Regions from separate parts of the Homo sapiens genome. Here region 2 is linked to region 1. Evidence: chromatin contacts called from ENCODE Hi-C data. All regions are on one chromosome and are shown on one strand. The core of a region is the stretch at or near the end of the contact, and the rest is flanking DNA. Distances in the headings are between cores, read along the strand shown.

Region 1 (4,604 bases), core at 1,619-4,118:
TTCAGCTAACAACCAGAAGGCAACACACAGCATCTTGTTTACCCTGCCTCAAACAGCATCCCGTCCACCTTTCATATTGGAAAAAAAAGAGAATCCTGCCATGGTTTTGCAAATATCGCTATGTCCATGTTGTTTTACATTACCCAGTTATTACTAACGTACTAGAGAGTGCCCTTCAAACATCTTTAAAATGATTTCAGTAAAAGTTAATCAAATTCAAAAAAGACCACATTTGCTAGATAAGAAAATTTAAACTATCACTCCTTTTATTTCTGATTAAGAAGTAAGTTGGCCGGGCGCTGTGGCTCACGCCTGTAATCCCAACACTTTGAAAGGCCAAAGCGGGCAGATCACGAGGTCAGGAGATCGAGACCATCCTGGCCAACATGGTGAAACCTTGTTTCTACTAAAAATACAAATTAGCTGGGTGTGGTGGCATGCGCCTGCAATCCCAGCTACTCAGGAGGCTGAGGCAGGAGAATCGCTTGAACCAGGGAGTCAGAGGTTGCAGTGAGCCGAGATTGTGCAACTGCACTCCAGCGTGGAGACAGAGACTCCATCTCAAAAAAAAAAAAAAAAAAAAAAAAAAAAGTCAGTCATAATTTTGAAAGTCTTTGGGAAAAATATGCGCCCAACTTTAAATAAAAATAAAATATCTTCTAAGAAAAGTATGTGTATAATTTTAATTAACAGCTTTATAGTAGTCTTTATAAGAACAATAAAAACAATATAACTAGTTAATATATTCATTTTTAAAAAGTGAACAAGTTGACTTTACAAATGTGCTGTTGCTCAATCCCACCCATTTATATAATAAAATTTGGCTAATGCGGCAAGATGGCAGAAAGTGCATTATTCTTTAAAGTCCTCATTCCAACAAATAAGTTATTTGTATGCTGTTGACAAGGAACAATCCCTTAATATAACTTAAGCTCATTAGCTCTGTAATAAGCCCACTTGGATGAAGCGTGAATAAATGATTCATACTAACTGAAAGACGTGTGGAAAAATATACTGAACTTCCTTGGATTAAAAATTAGTAAAATAAGTTATTTTCATAGGAACTCCTAAGTTAATAGCAGGCAAGTGTAAAATTTGTTCTAGAAACATCTGAGTTTGTTCCTTTATTGAACCACCTCTCCCAAAGCTTAGAAAACCCCTTTTGATTGGAAACAGTGAATACATACTCTCATTCTCAAGACTCACTTTGAAACAAAGATTAGAATGGGGTGGGGGGAAGCATGAACGACTCTTTCCTTAGGGAAGGCACGAAGTGGTGATGCTTGGACCTGTTTATGAGTTTGGGGAGGGGAAAATGGAGAGGAAGAAGAGGAAGAGACTGCAAGCCCAGAGGCGATGGCAGAGTCTTCCTCGGGTTTGCTTCTGCGTGGATACCCTCACTTTATCAGCGAAATGTAGCCCAGAGTTCATTCCACCTCTCACAAGAAACACACAGACAAATGGGGCACACCAAACTTAAGCATCATTAGACTGTTGATCATCAAATCAAATTTCAAAGACTTGTATGTAAATAGAACTAGAGCGAAACCCGTTTTAAAATTTGTACTGTTTTCCTGTTTTCTCTCTCTCTTTTTTTTTTTTTTGGCATAGCATATCCACTAAAATTTAATCAAATTGTAATAATTATATATCTGTTCCAGAATATGGGGGAGAGGTTAATGCCACCTGCTTATGTCATCTTAAATATTCACCTAACAAATCATCTTAACTATATTACGATCGTCAAGGTGCCTGGGAAGTAATTAACATGCAGGAAAAACAAAATCTGCTCCTTAAGGCTTCTTCCAAAGTGCCTGTCCTTACGAAAGGCTCTCTCATCCAGGGCCCCATCAGTGGCCACCTCTTTCATGCAAACTGAAATAACCTCAACATCACATCCAGCATTGGAACCTCCCCAAATGCCCATCTCCGTTTGCATTTTTTCTACTCATCCCTGAGCTCTCACAGCCCCTTTAGGGGCAGGACCCCTGAGGATGAACCCTCATTCCGCCGGTCTCTCGGATCCCCCTTTCTCTTTTGCTTGATTGCCCCTCCAAACAGGAAGGCGCCAACAACCCTACCTTGAGTCAGACCTGCGGCAACTAGGCAAGCTGCAGCCGCGAGGTAGAAGCTCTCTCTGACCCTTTTACCTTAATGGTTCGTACCCGCGGGAAATAAAGTTGGAAAACTGCAAGCGATTTCCGATCTACGGCTTCTTCCAGCTCCTCAGATTTATCTTACCGTCCCCCCCGCGAATCCTCTCAAGATCCCACCGAGAGATGGATTCGAAGACTCTCCCCTCCTTCCGCTGCTGGATTCTGGCCCGTGCCCCGTCTCTCTCCACCCCAGCGGCTTCCCGAGGTAGGAGCGCCAGGAGCCTGCGCCCTAAGTGGGGTCTCGCCGGCTTGGACCGCCACCCCTCGCCCTTGGGCCCGGGTCAGACCCCTCCCTTCCTCCCAGCCTTGACCACTATCTCCGCCTAGCACCACAGAACTTCGCCCCCAGGGAGCAGAGGTTGTGGGCAGAAAAGGGAAAGGGCAATTCTTGAATTCCTGCGCTGTTAGATCAAAGTAGTGTGGGAAAGGACTTGGCGCCGGCTTCCCAGCGTTTCCGCCGAGAGCAAGCGCTGTCCAGCCTCCCACTCCCCACGTCCCCACACCCCTTCCCCACCTGCGCGCCAGCTGCGGGCGTGACCCGCACTCCCGGGCTCAGCGCTGATCCGCACACTCACCCCTGGCGCTCCCTGCAGCAGTCGGAGCTGGCAAGGTGGCGCCCCCAGCCCCGGGGCGCGGGAGGGCAGGGGCGACCCCACGGGGCGGGAAGACAGCAGCGCCTGTCGCCAGCTTTCGGGGCCGCGACGCTGACTGCGCGCTGGGGAAGTCTTGCGCCGCCCTTGCGGGTCCGGGGCGCCTGCGGGTGGGCGGACGCCCCAGGCTCTCCAGCACGCCTAGCAGCCCTCTCCTCTTGCCTTCCTCCCTTCCTTCCTTCAACACCCCTCTCTCCCTTTCTCTCTTGCTTCTGTCACTTTTTCGCCTCCCTGCCTCTTCTCTCCTCCGTCTCCTCCCTCCTCTTTCACTGATGCGTGGAGAAGGGCGGGGGAGAAAAAAGTCCAGTCTCTTAAACTTGAGTGATACCTTCGAGATTATCTGTTCATGGAATCCGAAAAATGACGTGAATCACTTTTCCGAAAACCTTTAAAATAAAATGATTTTTGCCTCACATTTTTTCATCTTTGCGTCTTCTTCCCAGTGACTCTTTTTATCCAGCTGGGTGGCTAGCAATGAGAGAGGTCAGATAAAGAAAGCAAAACGGGAATTATAGGTAGAGGACTTAGGAAGTGGGATCGTGAACAGCCATTGGGTGGGCCCAGGGATTAATTTACCCACAATTTCATGAAGAATGCATTTTCTGAAAAAGAAGTGGTGCTGGAGCATGAGAAGGAAGATAGGCAAGGTAATAGGGTCAGGATTTATTCACAATTTTATTCTCAGGCATGCCTGGTGGTTTATCCAGGAGATGCCTTAGCATATGTTTGTAGTGCTTTGACCTGGAGAGAATACGTGACCTTTTCCGTTCCTGGCCTTAAATCGTTTTCGACTAATGTTTGGTAGCTTGCAAAGAGTCCAGTTAGCCTGCCAGGAATTCCCCAAATCTTCTTTAAAAGACCTTAGAAGCTTGTATGCTTCTTGGAAGGTGGCAATTTTTCACCACTGAAACAGGTCTCCAATGCTGAGAAAGGTGGGACAGATATTTATTTATTTATTTATTTATTTATTTATTTATTTATTTATTTTGTACAGAGCACCGCCTTTGTAGTCCACAGATGCACCTTCCCAAGACTGAGTTTTACTCTAAGCCTGACTGTCTTAGATTCATATTCCCAGAAAGGAGCTACTGTTAACGAGAGATCCTTTCTGTTCTCCCATTTCCCAACACTAAGTTGATCTTAGATGAGTCTTTCTTATAGACCAAGCCTGTGCTTTCCAGCCCACCTTCCTTCCATTGGTGAAGTCATCCATGATATTCTTCTGGTATCATATATTTAAATGAGATAGCGTATATAAAATACTAAACATAATGCTTGGCACTTAGTAGTCAGAAATGTTAGCAGAATTATGGGTAATGACGTCAGATTATCATTAGCATTTATTTTATGTTTTAATTCTCTCACGTAGTTTTTTAGCCTCAATTTCCTATGCCATGACTTGCACAGTTCTTGTCTTTGTCCCTTATAAATATATGACAGAGTGTTTATGGCTACTCTTAGCAGAGTACAGTGAAAATAATTTCAGAGGAAGTCCAGATTTATAACTTTCCTAATAGGACACAGTAATTTCTCTAGAAGATATGATATTGACAGCCTTGACTTTACACTTGTAACTGAAAGTAATTTGTAACAAATCTTGTAGATGACAGCCATGGATAAAGTCCAAAGTTATATTTCCTCAACAAGCAGATTAAGAATATCTCCACTTTATACACAGAGTTTCTGCAATGATAGTGCAAACAGCAAGTTGTCCATAGGAACCAACCTGCAATCTGGAGAGCTGAAGACCTCAACTTTAAGGTGTTTCCAGATGACATATTTGGACTTACATAGCTGG
Region 2 (4,844 bases), core at 767-3,266, 200 kb before region 1:
TAACACAAAGAGTCATTGTTGAGTTCAGTTTCATATTCTGAAACACTGAAGTGAATAGAAACATAATAAATAAATCTATGAACTTGCAATTTACCTTTTAGTCCCTTTTTTTGTAGTATATGTAATGACAGCACAAGTTTGTGGACAGAGGGACAACCATGACAAACAGGCTTCTTGGAGAACAAGGGGAGTCCAGTTCAGTTGCTAGAGTCAACATATAGTGTGTTTCCTGTGATTGGTGTGGTTCTCAGGTGCTTGCTGTAAATTTGGGCAGTGTTAAAGGGTTGGCATTTCTATGTTTGGTCAACCTGATAGTGCTTGTACCATAATCATCCATAATCATATAAGATGGTGAAATGGGCATGGGCCTTAAGTCTTTAAGAAATTTAAGATCTATTTTTTTTAAAATGTAAAAGATCTAATCTTTTATATCTTTAAGATTTGATCTTTTAAGATGCTTGGGTTAAGTGAAACTGATAAGAAACTGATAAGTTGTTTCTCTAGCTTTTAAAAATACATGGAGTGAGTTCTATAATTCCTCAGGAAGTAAGAGCTGTTCCTTTTGAGCTGAAGAACATATTGCAATTCCTATTTCATTGCAGAGATATTTCTCTACTTTAAAATGCTACCCGCTTCTCATCCACACAAAAATTGTGAAACAGAGGGGGCTGGGGCCAGTAAGGAAGTTATGAAGAAAAGTAATTTCACATTAGGTGAGCTGGAAGCCAATAGCTTAATTTTAATATGACCAAGTGGATTATTTATTATTTATATCTGTTTTAAAATAATAACCAAAATATTGTCTTTAAAATAGGTGATTTAAAGCATATTCATATATTGTATAAATGATTAATAATGTATAATTAGCAAACAGATCTTTGAAATTTATCGTTATACATAGACATTTCCAGAAAATTAGTGTCCTATGAGTTTTATGTATTTCATTATCAGTAAGGTATTCTCTAATCATTGAAAAATAAGCACTGCTTTTTTATTTTTAGCAACCTCTCAGTTTCCTTTTTGATATTGACACATTTGCATTTCTTTTATTACATATAGAAGTGAAGATAAATATTTGGGATAAATGTGGAAGGGACAGAAATAATCACATGTCCTTTAAGTAACTTACAGTACTCTTTATAGTTGGTATAAAAACCAAACACTCATGAAGAAATTAGAGATACTTAAAACAAATAAGGAATTATTGGAAATAATATTGAGGGATACTGACTTCAAGCACAGTATGGATTCAGTTTCAAGGAGGAAGTGAAATTGAATCTGTACTTTGAAGGATAAGTTGCTTAACATCAAGGAGGTAGAGGGCATTTCACATGGGAGAAGAAAACAAAAAGTCTAAAGGGCAATAGAGACAAGAATGAGGAAGGCACATAGTGAGGACAGTGGAGAGAGGGACCAGATTGGAGAAGATAGCATTTGTTGGGACCAAGGAGGACAGTGGGAAGTAAGATTTTCCAGAGAGTGGTACTTTGGTTATGAAGACCCTAAAAGCCAGCAAGAGTCTGTATGCAGTGAAATAAGCAACAGGGAGACATTGATATTGAGTAGTTTCTTAAGTATTAATTTTTGCATATAAATTAGTAGTATTTTTTCTAATACTTAATAGACCCTACAGTTACACCTCTAGTCTTGTTCTCATCAACTTAGAATTTTCATTTCAAATGAAAGTTTCACCTTTATTGTTTAAAGGATTGAAATAATACCCTATCTAGAATATATGGAAAAAGGTCTCTGAATACATCAATAGAAGAAATTACTTCTGGAATAATTGCAGTTATGAATTTAATAGGGTAGAAGAATTGCATTACATTTTTCTAGAAAGCTAAACAACCTTTGAGCATGCCAGTCTTTTAGTAATAAGGATGGAAGTATAGAGCAAAGGGAAAGACTGTGAGTACCCACAGGGTGGTATTTGTGGCTGTGGCTGGGGTTACTGGGAGTTACTGTTCTACCATGGAGAGCCAGGAGCGGAAGGCCATCGATGACTTACTGGCTCTTCTCCACATTCAGCAACAGGAAACCCACAATGCAGAACACCAGGTTGCGTGTCAAATGCCCTCTGACTCACTCCTTAGTATGGAAAATAATGATAAATAATGCAAATTTCTATTTTGTAGTCTTTTAGCATTTTTTCAAGAGCATTTGCTTTATTTCACTCTATCTCCGTAGTCTTTCATCTCTAATCTGAAGAAAGCAGGTTAGATGAAATTTGCTTAGCATCAAGTTAATGATTAGCAGAAGAACCAGGATTTAACTTCAACCTTTTCTGATTTCAAATCTGGAATTTGTCTTTGTAACAAGCATCTTTGGTGATTCTTATGCACATTGCTTTGGTTTTCTGTGTCTACATAAATCAATAGGTAATTTTAGTGTCCTTGCAGAGGAAGAAACTCTGCGATAAAAATTGGAACTGAAACTAAAAACAAGTTTTGATGAAAGATTGCTTTGACAAGATTTATTGTTGTTACTGTTGGTAAAATAATATCTTTTTTACTCAAACAAAATGTTTATAGTTTCTGCCCTAACCAGAGTGTGTAAATTCTTTGAAAAAATTCTACTCTTCCCAGATCGACTTCAAGCATGCCACATTTTGTACAGAGAAGATATTCTGTATGAATAACTCAGTATTTATTATAATGTTAGAAAATATTTCTCTCAACAGTAAGTTCCTCATTTTAAATAATGAGAGAAAGCATATTGATTCAAAAGAACAAGAAAAATTATCACAATATCATAAGAAAATATTTACTTTATTCATGACAAAAATGTTAGTTTGCTTTTAGAAATATTTTTGGCAAAATAAAGGTCTGAATATAATCATTTTAGTTATCTAGTTATTAGAGTCTAGAAACACATTTTCTGAAACAAATTAATATGGACACATTTTGAATTGAGCAGGATTACTTTTGAAGGACTTCAGGATATGTTAAGGAAATATTTTTCTTGCTTCCTTTGTACTGTAAAGCAGTAAACCTAATTCTTTGACCTATGAGTTAAAAATAGTCTGGTATAAAGTCATGAGAAAATGGCTTCTTCCTTGAAATAGAGGAATGCATTTCAGCAATAAGCTTATGATAATCTCGACTTTCATGCTATTTGGTGCAGCAAATCAATGCATTGCCTAGTAATTGGCTTCCAATTAATTCTCCATTTAGTTTTGACACAGGACTCTCTGGGTACAGAGGGAAAAGCTTAACTTTGAGCCTGTGAATATGGGGATTATGCTGTGCTAAGGGAATTTTAAAATTTGGAACTGACATAACTGATATAAACAAGGGACATACCACTTAGGGCAAGCTGGGGATGGGTGGGTGGGGAATCAAAATTACTACAAAAGGGAAAGGAAACTGGTTTTGGAGATTCAAAATGGAAATTGGCCCTACTTAAGGATGGACCCATCGACTGCCAGGACTTGGATAAACTGTGCTGTAGATTTGACCCTGTGGGTTTATTGTAAAACAGAACAAAACCAAAATCAAAAAAATTCAGTTAACCCAGACAATCCATATACTTAAACCAGTTCTACAATTAAGACCATGTTTCACAAGCAGAAGTGAATTTTCAAGCATAATTTTTACATAGGTATGTCTATTGGTAGAGTATTGGAGTGAATTTAGTTTTTAGTAGTGTGACTTTCTATTTTTCTTTGGTCTTTTTTCCATGCCTTTCATCACTTGATAAGTTTTAGAGGAGTGGAGCAAAAATAAAATTTTCATTTAATTTTCTAGTGCCAGTATGTTTGAAATCCTAGCAGGAGGTAACTCCTCCTTATCTGGTATTTAACTATTTCTATGATATTTATATTTTCTTTTTCTACCTTATCGGTTAAATACATAAATCCTTATATTGCTACATTTGTTATAGGTGCCAAATATATATATATATTTCTGTAAAAATGCTTAGCTATTAGTAACTTGGAGGATTTTTCAATGAGAGAAAAATCTCATTGAAATCCTATGTATTCAGAGAAATATATCATGTTAATTGTAATCTGTCCTTCATAAATTTCAAAGAAAGCACAAATTGTAGATGATTAATCTCTACATAACCTATCTGACCCTACCACTTTAAAGATATTAAAGAGAGGCCAGGTGTGGTGGATCAAGCCTGTAATCCAAATGCTTTGGGAAGACAAGGTGGGAGGATCACTTGAGGCCAGGAGTTTGAGAGCAGCCTGGGCAACACAGCAAGACGTCATCTCTTCGAAAAGTAAGAAATAAAAAAAATTATCCGGGGGTGGTGGTGCATGCCTGTAGTTCCAGCTACTTGGGAGACTGAGGTGAGAGGATCACTTGAGCCCCAGGAGTTCAAGATTGCAGTGAGCAGTGATTGTACAACTGCACTCCAGCCTGGGCAACAGAATGAGACTTTGTCTCTAGAAAAATAAAATAGGCCAGTTGCAGTGGCTCACACCTATAATCCCACCACTTTTGGAGGCTGAGGTGGGAGGATCACTTGAGCTCAGGAGTCCAAGACCAACCTGGACAATGTGGTAAAACCCCGTCTCTACAAAAGACAACTTAGCCGGGTGCAGTGATGCATGCCTGTAGTCCCAGTTACTCAGGAGGCTGAGGTGGGAGAATGGCTTTAGCCCAGGAGGCGGAGGTAGCAGTGAGCGAAGATCACACCATTGCACTCCAGCCTGGGCAACAGAATGAGACCCTGACTCAATAAAATAAAATAACTAAATATTCATATTCATATTTTTTTCAGGAAGGAAGGCATGCTCTGTACCCTCAGCATGTAGGGGAAACACATAGATGAAGTGATAATAATTGGAATTTGTTGTGGTTCTTTGGATCATACACAGTAATGATAAACTTGAT

What was found. A loop is a pair of places that touch in the nucleus more often than their neighbours do. Pooled maps may share reads with other maps.
Region 2: a map of A673 shows a loop between it and region 1 (5-fold over the local background). The contact joins the enhancer-like site here to the promoter of HTR1F in region 1. A Hi-C loop is called at or near these places in 5 of 168 maps with a recorded cell type or tissue (A673, Calu3, K562 and 2 more), 10 of 37 single-sample maps with no recorded cell type and 12 of 50 pooled maps.

What each region holds. Positions count from the first base shown.
Region 1 is chr3:87,790,970-87,795,573 of GRCh38, reverse strand. It overlaps HTR1F (5-hydroxytryptamine receptor 1F), which reads right to left and starts at 2,868. Exons shown (of 3, transcript NM_001322209.2): 1 at 2,732-2,868.
Region 2 is chr3:87,994,668-87,999,511 of GRCh38, reverse strand. No RefSeq gene overlaps it. Among named protein-coding and RNA genes, the nearest start is that of CGGBP1, 62 kb to the left of the region's middle. Within about 2 kb of position 2,016, at least 4 of the 41 ENCODE cell types and tissues checked have a DNase peak (open chromatin) inside an H3K27ac peak, as active enhancers do; they include A673, where a contact is called at or near this core.